2 separate regions of the Homo sapiens genome follow, and region 2 is linked to region 1. A link is an interaction called in ENCODE POLR2A ChIA-PET data of the cell type or tissue named here. Cell type or tissue: IMR-90. All regions are shown on one strand. Links, peaks and the distances in the headings refer to the core of each region. The heading gives the core; the rest is flanking DNA. Region 1 has its middle 4.9 kb from the start of OR3A3. Region 2 overlaps OR3A2 (olfactory receptor family 3 subfamily A member 2).

The links. Peaks named below come from ENCODE experiments on the same cell type or tissue, not always from the same donor. Only the 100,000 strongest peaks of a DNase experiment are listed, where the experiment ranks them.
Region 2: POLR2A ChIA-PET joins it to region 1 with 12 read pairs; 2 of 35 experiments call an interaction of 5 or more read pairs at or near these places.

The regions. Positions count from the first base shown.
Region 1 is chr17:3,402,139-3,410,824 of GRCh38, forward strand. No RefSeq gene overlaps it. Among named protein-coding and RNA genes, the nearest start is that of OR3A3, 4.9 kb to the right of the region's middle. In IMR-90, for the core only: no CTCF peak of the experiment used is centred there; no DNase peak of the experiment used is centred there.
Region 2 is chr17:3,277,872-3,291,199 of GRCh38, forward strand. It overlaps OR3A2 (olfactory receptor family 3 subfamily A member 2), which reads right to left. Exons shown (of 5, transcript NM_002551.5): 3 at 6,487-6,680; 4 at 1,205-1,282; 5 at 1-1,052. The coding sequence starts at 1,046. The coding sequence ends at 99. OR3A1 (olfactory receptor family 3 subfamily A member 1) reads right to left here. Exons shown (of 2, transcript NM_002550.3): 2 at 13,146-13,328. Among named protein-coding and RNA genes, the nearest start is that of OR3A1, 14 kb to the right of the region's middle. In IMR-90, for the core only: no CTCF peak of the experiment used is centred there; no DNase peak of the experiment used is centred there.

The DNA of each region.
Region 1 (8,686 bases), core at 5,360-7,859:
ATTATGACTGAAAAAATATCCTGCAGAACATCCTACACCTGGGAAATCAAGACCCTCAGGCTGGAAGGACACCAAGAATCAGCTCATTCACCCTTCTGCCCAACTCACCCAGCATCTCAAGGTAACTCCACAGTCCTGACCTGACATCCTGCTCCATTTTATCCATTACGACACGTAAAGTAACAGTCTCTGTAGTTGTCCCCTGTGTCTGGACAACTCCTTCTCACATCTCCCCTTCTACCCATCCCTGAGCCTCAGGGACCCTGCATCCCAGAGGAATCCAGATTCCAGAGTAACTCATTAAAGACACAGTAATTACCCTGGACCTCTCTAGAATAAATTTGCTCAGACTCCTACAGCAGTAACTAATTACCGTACATGTCATCTGTCACTGTAATCAGTCACTGATCGCACCTGACTGTATTTAGGGCTATCATGAGGACGGAGCTCATGGATGGATGCTTAATCACTGCCTGCTTAGGAAATGGAGAGTAGCCCTGTGTGGCTGCAGCCTACATTTTGGGACTTGAAAAAGAATGGCCATAAAAGACTGTGAATGGCCTCAAATATCTTAGACGTATAACATTTACACAATAAATTGACACAAAAAGGTAATGGTCTTTAAGCAGAGTAACCACTATGAAAGACACATGCTTTGTAAAGATATCCAGGTGGTAGCGTCTCACTAAAACTCAGCTTCCCATAAAAATACCCCAGGATCAGACATCTGTGACTCAATCATAAGCAGATACATAGAAAAGAGATGAAAAGAAGAAAAAATGAGCTCTCTCAGGTCATGCTCAATTCTTCCTCAGGCCAAAACAGAAAAAGAAACCCAAATTCCCACCCGCTTAGTTACTTTTATCTCCTTCTCTCTCTAGGAAAACTTGATAGCACTCATCACTACCATTGTGCCAACCGCTCTCCACCTATGTCAGATTACCTCCTAATGCCATGTTCTTCCTGTCCCTACAATGGCTCACAAGGCCACAGTGGACATTTATATTTTTTTCTTCCACTACCCGTTCTACGTTCCCCTTTCTTTTGGCCATTATCAGCTGGGTGACATTCTCCACACAGTGGTAACAGTGCAAACTTTCATCCCTAGGAAATCTGCATCCCATAAGCCTTGCTTTCTCAAGTTGTTATATTTTTTCTTAAACTTTATTGATGCACATGGAAATACTAAGTGGCAACCAAATAATTCTCCAGGATTTTAGACATGGGCCTCTCTTTTCCAGTTGTGTAGAACAACCAAATTTTCCCCTGGTAATCAATATCAATCACACTAGGCAGAATGACAACCCTATTCTTTGTATATTGGCTTACATGAGTACCAAAAAATGACTGGGTGGTAGGCTTAACCTCCAATCCAGTGAAGCCACTGTTACATCACCTGGTAGAAGAACACATCCCTTGAGATCTATAGGAGACACTTATGACACACTATTTTAGGTTCTCTCAGCCTCATCTGGTATTTCAGCCACAGCTGAAGGAACCAGTTCTGCGATGGCTTCAGCTAGCTTTAGTGGGTGCAACTGAAAGCACCTCAGCTCCTTGCTGCTACATAACTTCCTTGCCTCCTTTTCTGGGACTTGTACGACCCCACAGATGTCGTGGTGAATCTTTAGCACTCACACACATATTAAGGCCTGTGATCCACTTTGAACTCGTTGTAGAGTGTTAAATGTTAAATTGAGGTTACATTTTATTTCTTCTGCATATGGAAACCCAATTTTTCCAGCGCCATTTGTGGAAGACTAGTCTTCACTGAATTGCTTCTGTACCTTTGTCAAAAATCAGTGAATGATCAGCACCAGCATGGCACATATATACATATGTAACTAACCTGCACAATGTGCACATGTACCCTAAAACTTAAAGTATAATAAAAATAAATAAATAAATAAATAAATAAATAAATAAATAAATAATCAGTGAATGATACATGAGTAGATCTATTTCTGGACTCTTTATAGTATTATATACCCTCAATACTCATCTACATTTCTATCCTTTGTCTAATACTACACTTACCTCATTATTGTAACTTAATAGTTAATTTGGAAACAAGACAATGTTAGTCCTTCTACATTGTTCTCCTCTTTCAAAACTGATTTTGGGTGTATTTGTCTTTACACATAAATTTTATAATCAGATTGTCAAATCATGCACAAAAATTTCTGTCAGAATTTTTATTAGAATTTTGTTAACTCTCCAGATCAGTTGCTGAAGAGTCAACATCTTAAGAGTGTTGAGTTTTCCAATCTGTAAAAATGTTGTATCTACCCATTTCTTTTTATTTGATTTTAAGTTCTGGGGTACGTGTACAGGATGCTCAGGTTTGTTACATAGGTAAATGTGGGCCATGGTGGTTTGCTGCACATATCAACCCATCTCCCAGTTATTAAGCCCAGCATGCATTAGCTATTTTTCCTGATGCTCTCCCTCCCCTGATCCCACCCCCTATAAGCCCCCGATGTGTGTTGTTCCCCTCCCTGTGTCCATGTGTTTTCATTGTTCAGCTACCACTTATAAGTGAGAATATGTGGTACTTGGTTTTCTGTTCCTGCATTAGTTTGCTGAGGATAATGGCTTCCAGCTCCATCCATGTCCCTGCAAATGACGTGATCTCATTTCTTTTTATGGCTGCATAGTATTCCATAGTATTCCATGGTGTATATTTACCACATTTCTTTATCCAGTCTATCATTGATGAGCATTTGGGTTGATTCCATGTCTTTGCTATTGTGAATAGTGATGCAATGAACATATACGCATTCATGTATCTTTATAATAGAATGATTTATATTCCTTTGGGTATATACTCAGTAATGGGATTGCTGGGTTAAATGGTATTTCTGTTTTTAGGTCTTTGAGGAATTGCCACACTGTCTTCCACAATGGTTGAACTAATTTCATTCCCACCAACAGTGTAAAAGCATTCCTTTCACTCCACAGCCTCCCCAGTATCTGTTGTTTCATGACTTTTTAATAATTGCCATTCTGACTGGCATGAGATGGTATCTCAATGTGGTTTTAATTTGCTTTCTCTAATGATCAGCGATGTTGAGCCTTTTTTCACGTTTGTTTACCGCATGTATGTCTTCTTTCAAGAAGTGTCTGTTCATGTCCTTTGCCCACTTTTTAATGGGTTTTTTTTCTTGTAAATTTGTTTAAGTTCCCTGTAGACGCTAGATATTAGACTTTTGTCAGAAGGAGAGATTGCAAAAGTTTTCTCCCATTCTATAGGTTGTCTGTTTGCTCTGATGATAGTTTCTTTTGCTGTGCAAAAGCTTTTTAGTTTAATTAGATCCCATTTGTCATTTTTTGCTTTTGTTGCCATTGCTTTTGATGTTTTCATCATGAAATCTTTGCCTGTGCCTATGTCCTAGATTTTCTTCTAGGGTTTTTATAGTTTTGGGTTTAAGCCATCTTGAGTTAGTTTTTGTATAAGGTGTAAGGAAGGGATCCAGTTTCAATTTTCCGAATATGGCTAGCCAGTTCTCCCAACACCATTTATTAAATAAGGAATCCTTTCCCCATTGCTTGTTTTTGCCAAGTTTTTTGAAAATCAGGTGGTTGTAGGTGTGCAGTCTTATTTCGGAGTTCTCTATTCTGTTCTATCGGTCTGTGTGTCTGTTTTTGTACCAGTACCATGCTGTTTTGGTTGTTGCAGGATTGTAGTATAGTTTGAAGTTGGGTATCTACCCATTTCTTAAGTGTTTGATTTCCATAACCAGTGTTGCAGGTTTCATGTCATAGATCTTACACATTTTTGTAAGACTTATACTTAAATATTTAATAATATTGTGCTATGTAAAGAGTACTTTAATTTTTTTCAACTTCCACATGTTCATTGCTATTTGATATAATTTTAATATATTAATATTATATATATATTTGTATACACAAATAAAACTTTTTAATATGTTGACCTTATACCCTATGGGTTTACTAAACTTGATTACTGGTTCTAGAACCCTTTTTTAGATAATTTTGTGGATTCTGTACAAACATGAATAGAGATGGTTTAATTTCTTACTTTCCAATATGTATACATTTTAGTTCTTTTTATTGCCCTTTCTCACTGCCTAGTACAATGTTTAAAAAGAGCAGTGAGTTCATTTTTGTATATGGTATAAGGAAGGGGTCCAGTTTCAATCTCCTGCATATGGCTCTCCAGTTATCCCAGCACAATTTATTGAATAGGGAATCCTTTCCCCATTGCTTGTTTTTGTGAGGTTTCTATCTGTCAAAGATCAGATAGTTCTTGGTGTGTGGTCTTATTTCTGGGTTCTTTATTCTGTTCCATTGGTGCCCGTGTGTCTGTTTTTGTACCAGTGCCATGCTGTTTTGGTTACTGTAGCCCTGTAGTATAGTTTGAATATAGTTTGAAGTCGGGTAGCGTGATGTCTTCGGCTTTGTTCTTTTTGCTTACGATTGCCTTGGCTATTCAGGCTGTCTTTCTGGCTCTGTATGAATTTTAAAGTAGTTTTCTCTAATGCTATGAAGAATGTCAATGGTAGTTTAATAGGAATAACACTGAATCTATAAATTGCTTTAGGCAGTATGGGCATTTTAATGATATTGATTCTTCCTATCCATGAGCATGGAATGTTTTTCCATTTGTGTTGTCTCTGATTTCTTTGAGGAGTGTATTGTAGTTATCCTTGTAGAGATCTTTCACCTCCCTAGTTAGCTGTATTCCTAGGTATATTGTTCTTTTTGTGGCAATTGTGAATGGGCGTGCATTCGTGATTTGGCTCTCAGCTTGACTATTGCTGGTGTATAGGAATGCTAATGATTTTTGCACATTAATTTTGTATCCTGAGACTTTACTGAAGTTGTCTTTCAGATTAAGATGCTTTTGGGCCAAGACTATGGAGTTTTCTAGATATAGGATTATGTAATCTGAAAACAGGAATGATTTAACTTATTCTATTCTTATTTGAATGCCCTTTGCTTCTTTCTCTTGCCTAATTGCCCTGGCCAGAACTTCCAATACTATGTTGAATAGGAGTGGTGAGAGACGGCATCCTTGTCTTCTGCCAGTTTTCAAAGGGAATGCTTCCCACTTTTGTCTATTCAGTATGATGGTGGCTATGGGTTTGTAATAGATGGCTCTTATTATTTTCAGGTATGTTCCTTCAATACCTAGTTTATTGAGAGTTTTTAACATGAAGGGATGTTAAATTTTTTTGAAAGCCTTTTCTGCATCTATTGAGATAATCATGTAGTTTTTGTCTTTAGTTCTGTGTATGTGATTAATTACATTTACTGATTTATGTATGTTGAGCCAAACTTGCATCCCGGGGATGAAGCATACTTGATCATGGTGGATAAGCTTTTTGATGTGCTGCCGGACTCAGTTTGCCAGAATTTTGTTGAGGATTTTTGCATCAATGTTCATCAAGGATATTGGCCTGAAATTTTCTTTTTCTGTTGTATCTCTGCCAAGTTTTGTTATCAGGATGATGTTAGCCTCATAGAACAAGTTAGGAAGGAGTCCCTCATCCTCAATTTTTTGGAACAGTTTCAGTAGGAATGGTACCAGTACCAGCTCTTCTTTGTACTTCTGGTCGAATTCAGCTATGAACCCATCAGGTCCAAGGGTTTTTTTGGCTGGTAGGCTATTTATTACTGACTCAATTTCAGAGCTCATTGTTGGTCTATTCAGGGCATCAATTTCTTCCTGTTTGTCTCAGGACAGTGTAGATGGCCAGGAATCTATCAATCTCTTCTAAGTTTTCTAGTTTGTTTGTACAGAGGTATTTGAAGAAATTTCTGATGGTTATTTTTATTTCTGTGGGGTCAGTGGTAATATTCCCTTTATCATTTCTAATTGTGTTTATTTGGATCTTCTCTCTTTTCTTCTTTATTAGGCTAGCTAGTGGCCTATCTTATTCATTTTTTTTTTAAATCAACTCCTCTATTTGTTGATCTTTTGAATGGTTTTTCGTGTCTCAATTTCCTTCAGTTCAACTCCGATTTTGGTAATTTCTTGTCTTCTCCCAGTTTTGGCGTTGATTCTTTCTTGCTTCTCTAATTCTTTCATTTGTGATGGTAGGTTGTTAATTTGAGATCTTTCTAACTTTCAGATGTCAGCATGTAGTGCTATGAATTTTCCTCTTAATACTGCCTTAGCTGTGGCCCAGAGATTCTGGTATGTTATATCTTCTTTTTGAGACTGAGTCTCACCCTATCGCCCAGCCTAGAGTGCAGTGGCATGATCTTGGCTCACTGCAATCTCTGCCTCCCGGGTTCAAGTGATTCTCCTGCCTCAGCCTCCTGAGTAGCTGGGATTACAGGTGCCCACCACCATGCCTGGCTACTTTTTTGAATTTTTAGTAGAGATGGGGTTTCATGTTGGCCAAGCTGGTCTCGAACTCCTGACCTCTAGTGATCCTCCCACCTCGGCCTCCCAAAGTGCTGGGATTTCAGGCATGAGCCACCACACTCAGTGTGTTGTATCTTTGTTCTCATTAGTTTCAAACAACTTCTTGATTTCTGCCTTGATTTCATTATTTATTCAACAGTTGTTCAGAATCATGTTGTTTAATTTCCATGGAGTTACATGGTTTTGAGTGATTGTCTGATCCTAACTATTTTGGAGGCACTGGGAGACATGGAAGTAGTTCTGGAGGACAACAAAAATCATCTTGTGAGACTTCTTCCTCACATAGGGTGTTTGCATGGTCTTCAGGCAAAAGGAGGTTGCTCATTTCTAGCAAGGGGAAGGGATACTTCTGCCCCAGCAAGTGAATTCCGGGGAGTCTGAGGATTCAAAATTCTCATGTTCATCCACTCAAACAAGACTCAAGGTCTCACTCTTTCCTTCCCAGGGTCTGTAATTTAGCATAGGAGACCTACCTAAGCTACATGTGCTGCCTCCTTAGTAGCTCTTGCACCCTTAGAATTAAGTCTCAGGCCTGATTTTCAACACCGTGTGTCAATGGTTGTAGAAGATTAACGTTTCATTAAATGTTGCCATGGATATTTTCTGGCTTTTACAAAATAAACCCTAAGTTGATAGTTGACTAACCTGGACCTATCATTCTATTTCTTCCAGGCTTCCAAGGAAGTTAACAAAAGCTATCCCTATTCTTAAAACTCCAGGCCAGGCACAGTGGCTCATGCCTGCAATCTCAGCATTTTGGGAGGCTGAGGCTGGAGGATTGCTTGAGCCCAGGAGTTCAAGACTAGTCTGAGCAACATAGCAAAATCCCATCTCTACAAAAAATAAAAATTAAAAAAAAGCTTCCAGCTTTTGCTCGTTCGGTATGATGGTGGGTATGGGTTTGTAATAGATTTTTTTTTTTAATTTTTTTTAACCAGGTGTGGTGACATGCACCAGCTCTTCAGGAGGCTTAGGTAGGAGGAGCGCTTGAGCCTGCAAGTGAGCTATGATTGCACCACTGCTCTCCAGCCTGGATAACAGAGTGAGACTCTGTCTCAAAAAAAATCCTAATTCTAATAACTACCATGGTTCTTATAACATTAACTTGCTGGAGCTAACACATGACACAGTGTTTCTCCGTCTACCTGTACCTCATCCCAAACTACCACAAGTGAGTCTTGGTAATTGTGATGCTATCACATGCTAGGGCTTATCACAAACCCCACTTACTCCAACAGTGGTGAATGCTCCAGTTCCAGAATCCCTCCCAAAACCAATTGTCTTAGTTTGGTTCCCACCAAAGAAGAGCCTGAGAGAAGATGTGTGTGTGTATGTGTATGTGTGTGTGTGTGGTTTAAGCAGGAAGTCATCTCAGGGAGCAAGAGTGAAGTTATTTATTTGGGAGCTAGTCCCCAAGAGCAAGACTGATTTATGAAGAGGGTGAGGCAGAGAAAGAAAAATTGTCCCTTACTAACAACATATTACGCAAGTCCCCACTATGAACACTAGAGATTGGATTGACCCAGAGCATACACAATGTCTCCCAGAATTGTGTAAAGATGGGGGCTGAGGGGACTTTTTTTTTGAGACGGAATTTCGCTCTTGTTCCCCAGGCTGGAGTGCAGTGGTGTGATCTTGGCTCACTGCAACCTCTGCCTCCTGGGTTCAAGCGATTCTCCTGCCTCAGCCTCCCAAGTAGCTGGGATTACAGCCATGTGCCACCACGCCTGGCTAATTTCGTATTTTTAGTAAAGAGGGGGTTTCTCCATGTTGGTCAGGCTGGTCTCGAACTCCCAACCTCGGGTGATCTGCCCGCCTCGGCCTCCCAAAGTGCTGGGATCATAGGCGTGAGCCACTGCGCCTGGCTCCTGGGATATTTATCCCCTGGCTCCATTCCCCATTGTCAAGTTGCCCTCTGCACTTCTGAGCTCCACATGTGCTGAGACAGAGTAAGCTCCCCCACTGTTTGTGGCATCAGAGGATCCCAGGGAAGAGGCTTCACTGTCAGCTTGCAATGGAAGCCTGCAAGGAACTATCCCCTGCAACCATGGCTGAAATCAGAAGACAAGCATCTTGTCTCCTTTGTTCTCCAGATGTGAAGCAGAACATCTGATCTGTCTGCTACAATCTACTTTGCAGAAGTGTTAGGAAGACTGATAGACCCTCCAGGCTTGTACGGTTCTTAGCAAATTACCATGTAAATAACAAACACTCACAAATGTTCTCAGTTTGTATGTAGATGAATTGTTGAACTTCTGTTAGCAGCTTAATGAATCCTACTTCGTT
Region 2 (13,328 bases), core at 9,927-12,426, 120 kb before region 1:
AGGAAAAATAGTTGTGGCTGAATTTTTCCTGGTTACTGTCTTCATGGGAAATTTTCCTCAGTCCAGAAAAGGCAGGAAAGGAGGGACCCCATTACCTCTCAGGTCAGTGATCTCCTCCCCAAAAATATTTGCCACAGAGCACCCTGAACATCAGGGTTTCTGAGGCTGTAGATAAGAGGGTTCAGCATAGGGTTGATAACAGTGTTGAAAACTCCAACCCCTTTATCCTTGTCTGAAGCCTCCTCTGAACCCAGTCTCATGTAGTTGAAGATACCTCTTCCAAAGAAAAGACAAACCACGGTGAGGTGGGAGCCACACGTGGAGAAGGCCTTCTTTCGGCCCTCCACTGAACGGATTCGTAGAACTGCAGCTGCCACGTGGCTGTAGGCAGTGATGATGAGAACCAAAGGTGTGCCTGCCATGATGAAACCCACAGCAAAGAGCAGCAGCTCATTGAGTTGGGTGCTGGAGCAGGAGAGCTGGAAGAGCTGTGGGAGGTCACAGTAGAAGTGATTGACCTCATTGGGGCCACAGAAGTTGAGCGTGGACATGGCCACAGTGTGGGTCAGTGCGTTGGTGAAGGCACAAGCCAAGGACGCAGCCACCAACATCCTCTGGACTGTCTGACTCATGCGGGTGCTGTAGGTGAGGGGCTGGCAGATGGCCAGGAGTCGGTCATAGGCCATGGCGGTCAGCAGGAAGCAGTCCATCCCAGCCAGAAGGTGGAAGAAGAAGAGCTGGGAGAGGCAGGCGTCATAGGAAATTGTGGACTTGTGGGACAAGAGACGACCCAACATTGCAGGAACAGTGACAGTGATACATCCGACATCCAGCACTGACAGGTTCCCCAGGAAGAAGTACATGGGGGCGTGGAGTTTGGGCTCCACCAAGACGGCTGCCAGGATGCTGAGGTTGCCCCCAGTTGTGACCAGATAGGCAAAGAGGAGGAGCACAAAGACAACTGGCTGCATCTCTTCTGTTTGCACTAGGCCCAGTAGAATGAACTCAGCAACAGCGGTCCTATTGGTCCCAGCTTCTGGCTCCATGAGTTTCTGTAAGGACATGTCCCAGCAGGGGAGGTATCAGTTCACTCAGTTCACTTATTCAACATTAATATTTTAAACCATTTATGTTCAAAGCCCCGTGGCGAGTCCCCAGGCCATCCCTCACTCGTTGACCTCCTCCATCACCTCAATGCCTTTACCTTGCTCTTGGTTGACATGCCCAATGACACCACCACCTTGTCCTCCTCATCCTCTGCTAGCTGAAAAGGTCAGAATACCTGGAACAACATGAGAACTATAGTTAATAAAGTGTATTGCATTCAGGATTTTTGCTGAGTAGATTACAGCTGTCCTCGCCACAGGGGGGAAATGGGTAACTATGTGAGATGATGAATATGTTAATTTGTTTCACTATAGTAACCATTTTACTAACTACAAGTATCTCATAACATCATGTTCTGTACCTTAAATATAGACAAAAACTTTGTTTTAAAAAACATACAAGGCTTCCTCTATGAATATAGTTAGATTTAGATGAAGTTTTCCTATTGCTCTCTGAGGGATCATCCCAAACTAATAAGCAGGTTTCAAAATAGAAATCCAGAGAAAGTAGAATGCATTTAAAAACATAACCCAGGCTGGGCGTGGTGGCTCACGCCTGTAATCCCAGCAGTTTGGGAGGCCAAGGCGGGTGCATCATCTGAGATCAGGAGTTTGAGACCAGCCTGTCCAACATGGTGAAACCACATCTCTACTACAAAAATTAGCTTCGTGTGGTGGGGGGCACTTGTAATCCTAGCTACTCAGTAGGCTGAGGCAGGAGAATCGCTTGAACCCGAGACGTGGAGGTTGCAGTGAGCCAAGACTGCACCATTGTACTCCAGCCTGGGTGACAGAGCGAGGCTCCATCTCAAACAAAACAAAACAAAACAAAACAAAAACACCTAGGTTTAAAGGCTTCTAGACATAATAAAGGTCAAGCAAAGCTGTAGCAAGAATCAGAGAGAAGGTATTCATGATTGTGGATATCAGAAAGACCAGCCAAGTACATTTCTTCAAGGTGAGGGACCACACTCTGAAGTATCAACTCAACATTTCTTGTTCAATAAATTGTTAATGTTATTGTTACTTAAGCCCCTACAATGGACTTTGACTAATGACTTACTGTAAAATGATGTTTTTCTGTGTGTATTATCTGCTATTCCTCTCTAAAACCAAAGTTGTGGTCATAGCCTGTGGGTTGGTTGCCGCCAGGTGCAGTTACATTCTGCATTGCACAGTCACTGTCCTTCCCTTGTCCTTGACTTAGGCACGGTAGGTTGACCAATGGCTCTAATGATACATCCTGAAATGACGAAGGCATGTACTTGGAAAACCACGCTGAAGTCATTTTTCAGATTTTTTTTTTTTTTTTGAGACAGAGTCTTGCTCTGTCACCCAGGCTGGAGTGCAGTGGCGCGATCTCGGCTCACTGCAAGCTCCGCCTCCTGGGTTCACGCCATTCTCCTGCCTCAGCCTCCTGAATAGCTGGGACTACAGGCGCCCACCACCACGCCCGGCTAATTTTTTTGTATTTTTAGTAGAGACGGGGTTTCACCGTGTTAGCCAGGATGGTCTCGATCTCCTGACCTGGTGATCCGCCCGCCTCGGCCTCCCAAAGTGCTGGGATTACAGGCGTGAGGCACTGCGCCCAGCCCATCTTTCAGATTTTATATCCTACTCCAGATCAAAAAACATCAATGTCTCTATTGCCCATGGAATAAGCCAGGCCAGAGGTTCTTTAAAAGCAATGTTACTCCCTTGCATAGAATAGACTGGAATCAGAGGATGGGAAGCAGCTGGAGGGGAACAGTGATGATTGCCTGAGCTGGGGCAGTGAAATGCAGAGGCAGGAATGATTAAGGAGGTTCCAGAAATCAGAAATGCTGTAGCAGCAGTATGACTGATATGACTGCCTAGGGGTGTGGTCACCAAAATGATGTTTAAATCCTTTGTTCATAAAAGTGGGAATTGAGTGCACGGGTTGGTGGCACGGTCTTAACTGGTCTCACTAAGATCTGGAAAGCAGAAGAGGCAGGAGTGAATGAGAAGCCATCCGGGCAGGCTGACTGTGCAGTGTTTAGGTGGGACTTTAAAAGCAAGAAGCCGGCATTATCAGCAGTTCCTCAGCCTCTGGTGAGCACTGACTAGGGAAGTCAAGGGAAAATGTACTCACAATCCTGGAACAAGTGACTTACAGCCAGTATCAACCTTGGCTGCACATTAGATTTATGTGGGAGCCCCCAAAACTCCTGTTGTCCAGAATTTACCCACAGGCCGATTAAATCAGAATCTCCCAAGATAATACCCAGGCATCAGGATTTTTTTTTTTTTTTTTGAGATGGAGTCTCCCTCTGTCACCAGGCTGGAGTGCAGTGGCACGATCTCGGCTCACTGCAACCTCCGCCTCCCAGGTTCAAGAGATTCTCCTGCCTCAGCCTCCTCAGTAGCTGGGACTACAGGCATGCACCACCACGCCCAGCTAATTTTTTTGTATTTTTAGTAGAGATGGGGTTTCACCATGTTGGCCAGGATGGTGTCGATCTCTTGACCTTGTGATCCACCCGCCTCAGCCTCCCAAAGTGCTGGGATTACAGACGTGAGGCACCGCGCCCGGCAGCATCAGCATTTTTCAAAGCACCCACCTGATCACTGCTGTCTTAGCATTTAACTGAGCAGATACTTCCAACGACTAGCTCTTTCTTGCCACCCCCTCAAATTAAGAGTTTTGTTTGTTTGTTTTGTTTTCTCATTTTACTTTTACTGATAACCCTGAAGGGAGAGCAGGAAATACTTTATAAAATGACACACAGAAAAGTTACAAAAATTTAAGATACCTTGCAAAGGTTTGGTGGTATTTCCAGCCTCGATTTCCAACTCTGTTAAATTAGATTCTTAGTCCCCATGCTTATTGGAATCACCTGGGATGCTTTAAGAAGAAAATACTGATGCTCAGGCCTTTCACCAAGAATTTTGATTTAATTGGTTTAATTGGTGGTACCTGGGTATGGGTGTTTCCTTAGCGCCTCCCAGGTGGTTCTAATGCCCAGCCAGGACAGAGAACTCTGCCAGATTTGCAGCCTGGGAGGCATGATGATGGCTTGTTTCCCTCTTCATTGTTTTTCTCCATACCGGACATGAAGGTCACCAGCCCTTTTAGGTGATCCAGCCACTTCCACAAAGACTCCTCCACCTACGCTTAGAATCAAGGTAATCTCAGCCAGGTGCAGTGGCTCACACCTGTAATCCCAGCACTTTGGGAGGCTGAGGTGGGTGGATCACGAGGTCAGGAGATTGACACCATCCTGGCTAACACGGTGAAACCCCATTCAATACAAAAAATTAGCCAGGTGTGGTGGTGGGCACCTGTAGTTCCAGCTACTCCGGAGGCTGAGGCAGGAGAATCACTTGAACCCGGGAGGCGGAGGTTGCAGTGAGCTGAGATCGCGCCACTGCACTCCGGCCTGGGCGACTCCGTCTGAGATTCTGTCTCAAAAAAAAGAGTCAAGATAGTCTCTAAAGACTGACCCGCAGTTTCATGTGGATAACGTGCATCTCACTGGAGTCTCTACAGCAAGGGGATGTCTCCAATGTGAGGCTGTCTCGATGACCAGCCTTCCAAATGAGGTCTCCACTGTGTGTGCTCAGGCCACGGGGAAGCTGCAGAGGGGATGCCACATGGGTGAGAATGTGGATGCGGTGATCTCCAAGAGGTCCTTAAAGTTCTAAGATCACATGACTTGGAGGAGGGCAGAAATCATCCTCTGGCCTGATTATCACTGACAGAGGTGGTAACTGATAATGCTTTGCAAATCAACAAATCAAAGGGTGATAGCTCTTTACATATGTTATATTAAAGGATAGTTGACTACTTCCCTTTTTCCTGTCAGGTCCATTTTAACAGAAGCATTGGACAGCAACCCTGTGATCTTCCAGCTCCTTGCTCATGCTGTTTTCCCCACCTGCAATGGTTTCCCTCCAACGGCACATGCCCAGATATTTCACAACTTGACTCAAATGCTGACTGATGAATTAATCCTTCCTTGAAACTTCTCCATCTAAAAAGAATCTCTCTCTCCTTCTTCCTCTCTTCTGCTCTCCTCTTCTGTCTCTTTCTCTCTCTCTCTCTCTCCTCACCCCCTAAACTATCAATATACACCATTTCTTGGAATTTATGACTGTTTACATTTTGGGTGAGTCACTTCTTTATAGAGTCTGTCTCTGTAAGTGACTTGAGGACAGAATATGTTTGATTCATTTTCAATAGCAATAATCATCATAACACTTTACACATAGGTACCCAATATTTCATATTTTTCTCTTTTTTTGAGACAGAGTTTTGCTCTTTTTGCCCAGGCTGGAGTACAATGGCATGACCTCGGCTCACTGCAACCTCTGCCTCCTGGGTTCAAGCGATTCTCCTGCCTCAGCCTTCTGAGTAGCTGGGATTACAGGCATGCGCCACCACGCCCAGCTAACTTTGTATTTTTAGTAGAGACAGGGTTTCTCCATGTTGATCAGGCTGGTCTCGAACTCCTGACCTCAGGTGATCCGCCCACCTCAGCCTCCCAAAGTGCTGGGATTACAGGCGTAAGTCACTGCGCCCGGCCGGTATCCAATATTTCTTAAATAAATGGATGGTTAAAATGTGTACGATATCATCAGTATGAGCTAGAGTTCTCAGGGAAGACTTTCTGGACACACTGGAATTTGTCATGGCTTAGTGTGCTTTAGGGGAGGTCCAGGTTAAGTGCAGGGTTCAAGGCTGTGGCAGGGACTCCTCTGTGTTAACAGGACAAGCAGGTCATGGACCAGTCCACATCTTCTTTTTACTTAAACCTCCCAAAACAATACGGCCCTTAGGAGGGGCCACACCTTACAGACAAGTAAGTCATGGTCAGGGGTAGAAGAACCACTAAACAGCTGTTGCCAACCCTCAGACAGCTAGAGATACAATTGCTTAAAACCAGGGGGATTCTGGGATGACCTCAGGTCACCGAGACATCCAGAGGGTCTGACAGGGTCCCCACGAGGCCCACTGGGGAGCCCTCCTGCACGACCACTCTCGAGGCTCCCCTTACGAGCTGTGACAGCTCCCTGCTCTGGAACTCCAGCCCATCCCTCACGCGCCCAACATGACGAGGCTCAAGGACTTCGCTGGAGCGAGGGTTCCCCGCTGCCTGATGCAGTGGGTGCGGGCAGTGAACTGGTCTGAGCGAGTCTCCTCACACTCATGCTAACAGGCAGCAGGCTTCATCTGAGAGAGGCGAGCACGGGGAAAACCACAAAAGAACCCAGGACCTCCGGGCTGTAGTGCCAGGTCTTCCCCTAAATGGCTTTCCCTGTCAGGGGCATCCATCGCACCAGGCTTACTAAGCTGATGGCAACAGAAGCCCCTTCTCTATCTTGCAGGAGCAGAGGAAGGACTCAGGAGAACACTCACCCTGGCAAGGGCACGGAAGCCACTGAGGTTTCTTCAGGAAAGAAGGGGAGGAGCTGCGCACACCCCGTTATCCTCCCGGAGAGCGAGTGAGGGGCTAATGACTGAGAAATGAGAGGAATCAAGCTGCTGTCTTCTCTGTACAGGGCTGTGTTCACTACAGCATTCTCCTCTGGGGCACTCAGAAACTGGCTCTCCTAGGAGAGAGAAGGATGGGGGGAGAGACACGGAAAAGGAGACACCTCAGGCCCTTCATACTCATGGCAACGATGCCTCACCCCTTCTGGTATTTAGACTTTCTCACAAGGAAGGCTTTGCCTCTAGCCCTGGCTTTGTGGGCAGGTTGTTACGGCAGATGATGTCCGCTCTGCTTAATGTGGGTCACTGAGGCCTACAGGACTTGCCTATGTCCTCAAAGTCCCCCAGGAAGGGAGAGGTGCAGCTGGAGACTCTATATGGGCTTTCTAAGGGGATATTTTCTTTCCCAGATATCAACCAGGGCATTTGAGCAGAAACAAGCCAATTCCTGAACTTGTCTTGGACCTGGGGAGGTAGGAGGAGGCCCCAGAAGGGAGATAAGAGGGAAAAGCTTTCTTCAAAGCCGGTTTCCTGTTGAGCCCTCAGTAGTGAGGCGCTTTCTCTCCTGGGGACTTGTTAGTGGGGGACACTTGGACTGTGTCTTGGGGATCCTATAATGATTCTAGAGGTGGTGGGAGATGAGCCCTATGATGCTAGCAGGACTACTGGGAAGGTGCCTATCAACATGATTTTCTAAGTCCGGCCCTGAGGAATTGAGAGGCCTGGTGAAGGTGGCAGGTTAATGAACAGAAGCTGTGGGAAGATGTAGGCGTGTGTTCCTCTGACTCCTCTTCCCACTAACATTCCCTCGCCTAAGAGAGAGGGCTCCTTCTTCTCCCACCAGGGAGTTGTGGTGCAGTAGAAAAAGCAGAATAGACAAACCTGTTCTTCTGATTATTAGTGGTTTGACTTTGTACAAGCTGCAAAGTCAGTTTTGGGGCCTCAGTTTCCTCATCTGTAAAATGAGATATCCTTCCTCACAGAGCACTGCTGTGAACATTACATTCATTAAGTTGCTAATAGAGGTTCAACAATTTATCTACATATGAATTGATAACAATTATGAGTATCTGTGGCTGTGTGTGGTGACTCAAACTTGTAATCTTAGCACTCTGGGAGGCTGAGGCGGGGATCGCTTGAGCCCAGAAGTTCAAAACCAGCCTGGGTAACATGGTAAAACCCCATCTCTACAAAAAATAACAAAAATTTGTCAGGCACAGTGGTGCGGGCCTGTAGTCCCAGCTACTCTGGAGGCTGAAATGAAAGGATCGCTTGAGCCCAGGAGGTGGAGGCTGCAGTGAGCCGTGATCGCACCACTGCACTGCAGCCTGGGCTATAGAGTGAGAATCCCTCCCAAACAACAACAACAACAAAACAAACACAGACAAACAGGAACCATTTATGAGTGTTTGTCATGTACATGGTAACATGCTAAGAACACAACAAGCCTGGAGTCTCAGTCTTCACAATTCTATGAAGTAGATTTTCTCTTTTTAAATATACTCTAAGTTCTGGGGTACATGTGCAGAATGTGCAGGTTCGTTACATAGGTATACGTGTGCCATGGTGGTTTGCTGCACCCATCAACCTGTCTTCTACATTAGGTATTTCTCTTAATGCTATCCCTCCCCTTGCCCCCCACCCCCCAAGAGGCCCTGGTGTGTGGTCTTCCCGTCCCTGCGTCCATGTGTTCTCATTATTCAACTCCCACTTATGAGTGAGAACATGTGGTGTTTGGTTTTCTGTTCTTGTGTTAGTTTGCTGAGAATGATGGTTTCCAGCTTCATCCATGTCCCTGCAAAGGTCATGAACTCATCCTTTTTTATGGCTGCATAGTATTCCATGGTATATATGTGCCACATTTTCTTTATCCAGTCTGTCCCTGATGGGCATTTGGCTTGGTTCCAAGTCTTTGATATTGTGAACAGTGCTACAATAAACATACATGTGCATGTGTCTTTATAGTAGAATGATTTATATTCCTTTGGGTATATACTCAGTAAGGGGATTGGTGGGTCAAATGGTATTTCTAGTTCTAGATCCTTGAGGAATCGCCACACTGTCTTCCACAATAGTTGAATTAGTTTACACTCCCACCAACAGTGTAAAAGCATTCCTATTTCTCCACATCCTCTCCAGCATCTATTGTTTCCTGTTGTTTCCTGACTTTTTAATGATAGCCATTCTAACTGGTGTGAGATGGTATCTCATTGTGGTTTTGATTTGCATTTCTCTAATGACCAGTGATGACGAGATTTTTTTCATGTTTGTTGGCTGCATAAATGTCTTCTTTTGAGAAGTGTCTGTTCATATCCTTCGCTCACTTTTTGATGGGGTTGTTTTTTCTTGTAAATTTGTTTAAGTTCTTTGTAGATTCTGGATATTAGCTCTTTGTCAGATGGATAGATTGCAAAAATTTTCTCCCATTCCGTAGGTTGCCTGTTCACTCTGATGGTAGTTTCTTTTGCTGTGCAGAAGCTCTTTCATTAGATCCCATTTGTCAGTTTCGGCTTTTGTTGCCATTGCTTTTGGTGTTTTAGACATGAAGTCCATGCCCATGCCTATGTCCTGAATGGTATTGCCTAGATTTTCTTCTAGGGTTTTTATGGTTTTAGGTCTTACATTTAAGTCTTTAATCCATCTTGTGGTAGGTAGAAGAATGGGCCCCAGAGATATCCAACCTAAACCCTGGAATCTACTTTATATGGTAAAGGAGACTTTAAAGTTTGAGATCTTGGGATGGGGACATCACTCAAATAATGTACACTGTACTAATTAAGTAATTTCTCATCATCCACCCCCCTCCTACCCACCCACATTTCTGATACATCCACAGAGTGCAGAGTGGTCAGGTCAGGGTGTTTAGGGTTCCCATCACTCAAATAATGCACATTGTACCCATTAAGTAATTTATTCTCATCATCCACCCCCCTCCCACCCACTCCCATTTCTGATTTTCCATTGTCTATCCTTCCACTCTGCATCCATGTGTACGCGGTATTGTGTCTATATCTCTGCTGAGATTTTCATTCCTTGAAAACATGTTTAATTTTTTACCTAATTTGGGGTAATTATAACAGCCATTTAAAATTTTCGTCTGTTAGTGTCAACATCTAGTTCATTTCAGAGTTGGACTTGCTGGATTTTCTTTTCTCTGGAGAATGTGTTGCATTTTCTTGATTCTTCATATATTAATTCTGGACTGTATCCTGGACATTACGAATATTCAGTTCTGCTGGAGATTCTCAATTACATTATTTATCACGTGTCATTTCCCATGTTTGATAGGTAATTCTCTTGGCGAGGCTTGAACTGCAAACTTGCTTCGTGGGTGGCAGCATTGGTCTCAGTTAAAATATTTTTACTTTTGCTGAATTTATGTTTTTCTATTATATATATATAATATCAATATACTGTATATGTAATCGAGCTTATATTAAATTTTATAATAAAATTATTGTGTTGAGACAATTGTTATCTACTAGGAAAAAATTAGAGCATACATAACAATAAGCTCTAAATATATTAAATATTTGACTTAAAAAGAAATGTAAAAATACTAGAAAAACATCAGACACATATTTATACAGCATTTAGATGAAAAAGCTCTTTTTCCTAAGCATGACATAAAACAAAGAAGATAAAGGTCATAAAATATAAAATTAATTTGGGCAGCAGTTACTCTAAACAAAATTAAAGACAAATGGGAAATTAGGAAATATGTTAGCAACATATATGGCAAAGAATTACCATTTTAAAACAGAAAAGGTTTCTACCAATCATTTACAAAAAGATAAACTATCACCAAAAGGGCAAAAAAAAAAAAAAAAAAAGACAAAAAAAGAAAAAGAAATCTGCAAAGAAGAAATACAAATAACAAATAAATACAGTTATGAGCTGTATAATGATGTTTTGGTCAACAAAGCCTGCATACATGGCAGTGGTCACAGCAATAGGCTATTAACAGGCTATTTCATATAGCCTAGGTGTTCAGTAGGCCATACCACCTAGGTTTGTGCAAGTACATTCTTACACAGGGGTAAGCGATGTTTGCACAACACAATCACCTAACAATGCATTTCTCAGAATGTATCCCCGTTGTAGAGTGACACATGACTGTACATAAAAATGTGTTCAACCACACCCATAATCAAAGAAATTCAAATTAAAAATAATACAGTATTTCATCTAGTTTTCAAATATAAAAAGATATATATATAACATCCAATGAGGTCAAAGATGTGAAGCAACAAGCATTTGCATACACTGCCAATCTGGATGTAAAATGCTGTACATTTTTTGGCAAATACAAAGGCAGAATACTTATTAAACTTTAACTTTGCATTTGTATTTCTGATAGTGAACACGTACTTATACACAAACACACAAACTACGTTCATGAACTTAGCCACTGGAAATAATTTCAGATACTCAGCTATATATATAAATACTAATCTCAGTATTATTGGCAGTCGCAAAAATAGGAACTAAATTACATCAATGGGGTGTGGTTAAATAGATTATAATTTTACATAAATGGAATATTATGCAGCCTTTAAAATGGGTAAGATAGATTTGTAGGCTCACATGTAAGAATTATACTATGCAATATAGACAGAGAAAAGTCAGATTACAACACAGTATGGTTTTGAATGTGGGTGTGTTTGTGTGTGTGAGTGTGTGTTTGTGTGTGTTCATTTGGAAAGCTAAACATGAAACTATTAACAGTAGTTACTTTTAAAGATAAGATTACTGTGCGGATGGTGCGGAAGGGTGGTGATGTTCTGTACTGTTTGTACATTTACAACATGATGTATTACATGGATAATAGAATTTTTAAGTAGCAAGGAGATTTCCAGTTTGAAATATAAAAGGGGAGAAAAATTCCAAATGAAATGGAATCTCCCAAATTGATAAAGAAACCGTGTGATCCTGGAGGGTGAACAGGGACCTGGGAATCAGGCCTTTGGCCATTGTCTATGATGCTGGACCCAGTGGCTCCATTCCACCCTAGTGGCAAGGCCAAGACCGAAATCTCTCCTTGAGGCTTGAAGTAAAGAGCCAGCTGAAGAAATGCCAGAGGCACCAGATCTTTGGAGATAAACAGCAGGCTCAGTTTTGCTGCAGGGGTTAAATGTAGCCAAAGAAGTGATGGTGGAAGGTGTGGTAGCTCCCTCAGGGTAAACAGATACAGTCTTTCTATTCATTCAAACTAACAGACTCAGAGAAATCTCGCAGTGGAAGAACCTTAATATAACCTAGTGCTTTTGGTCAAGAACAGACCCAGAGGAACTCATCAACTTATTCAAGGTCAAGCGTGTCGTGAATGAGAGAAGGGATGAGATGAGAACCACATCCCAGGTCTTCCCCAACGGTCTTCTTGACCCTGGAAGAAGACTCACTCTTTGTGTCCCTGAAGTTTGTCTGATGATGCAATAAATCAGAAAAAGGCATCTTTTTCCTGTGTCTATTGACGCCGTCAGCCAGCATGACTCAAAAGGTAGGGAGTGTTAAGTTGGGCAGTTCGTCACAAATTTTGATGACATTTTAGATACGTAGCTGGAGAAAATACCCAGCACTCTTTTCTTCTGTGTTTTCTCATCTAGTAAACCTTCTTCCTGACATCCTAGGAGCACCTCTGTTTAGAGAAAGAGAAAACGAGTCCTTGGTGTACTTTTTTTGTACACTTAGCATAACTTAAAATATCAATCACTTCCTTCTTAGTAGAGAAGACGGACTACAATGATGGCATCAGGAGTGCTGGAATTGGTTATTGCTGGAAAACATAGAATGGGAAGCCCACATCTCTCATGTGTGACCCACTTATTTTATGCCCCCGCTTTCTTCCTCTGATCTTTCAATACTCTCAAGGCATCTTATCCAATTCCTCCATTCTTTCTCATTTCCCATTCTGTGTACCACGTTTGGTCCTAACCCCCTCCACTTGCAATTCTCTCCCAGTTCTCCCTATTCCTCATCTTTCCACTTCATTTTCCTACCAACTCTCCTCCTCCAGTCTTGTTTTGCTTCCCTCTTTTGTGTCTTTTCTCTTTATCTCTATCTTACTGCATCTATTCAATCCCTCACCCCCATAAAATATTATAGAGAAGCCAAGTCACAGGTGCCAGTCAAAGGAAAGTTTTAGGAAAATGCATTTGGAAACAGCAGTGGCACAGCAGAGTTGCCAGGAATGGGCAATGAGTCCTAAATGGGAAGCTGAAAAGATACAGCGAAATCATGGCTGGTTTAACTTCAAGCAAGTTGAGCTAATGCTCTGGGTCAGAGCCACACTCCCCTACTGAGAAGGGACATTCAGGGTGACTCCTCACCATATGACTTGCATTTATAGTTATGGATTATCTCAGCAAGGAGGTTTGGAGACTAAGAGTGAGAGTTTTGGAGAAATTTTCATATTGAGTAGTCTTGGATTTTCTGAAATATGTAAATAATGCTTAGATTATAAATTCTTATCTTTTCAAAAAATTTGAAACACATGGGAGAAAAAGATGAGGAAAATTCATTTTTGTAACATAAGATATATAATACATATTAATGGAGTTTTAGCATTTGGAAACAAGTCTGTGAGCTGCACACAGGTATCAGGTGCTCCAGAATTACTAGAGAATACATAATCATACAGCTTCCCCTCTGTCCCCTGTCTATGCTATGGGGTCCTTGTTTAATGGGAATAGAAAGAGCTACTTTTTTGTTTTTGTTTCTTTTTGTTTTATTTTTGCTTTTAGAGTTCTGATGGGAGAAATAAAACA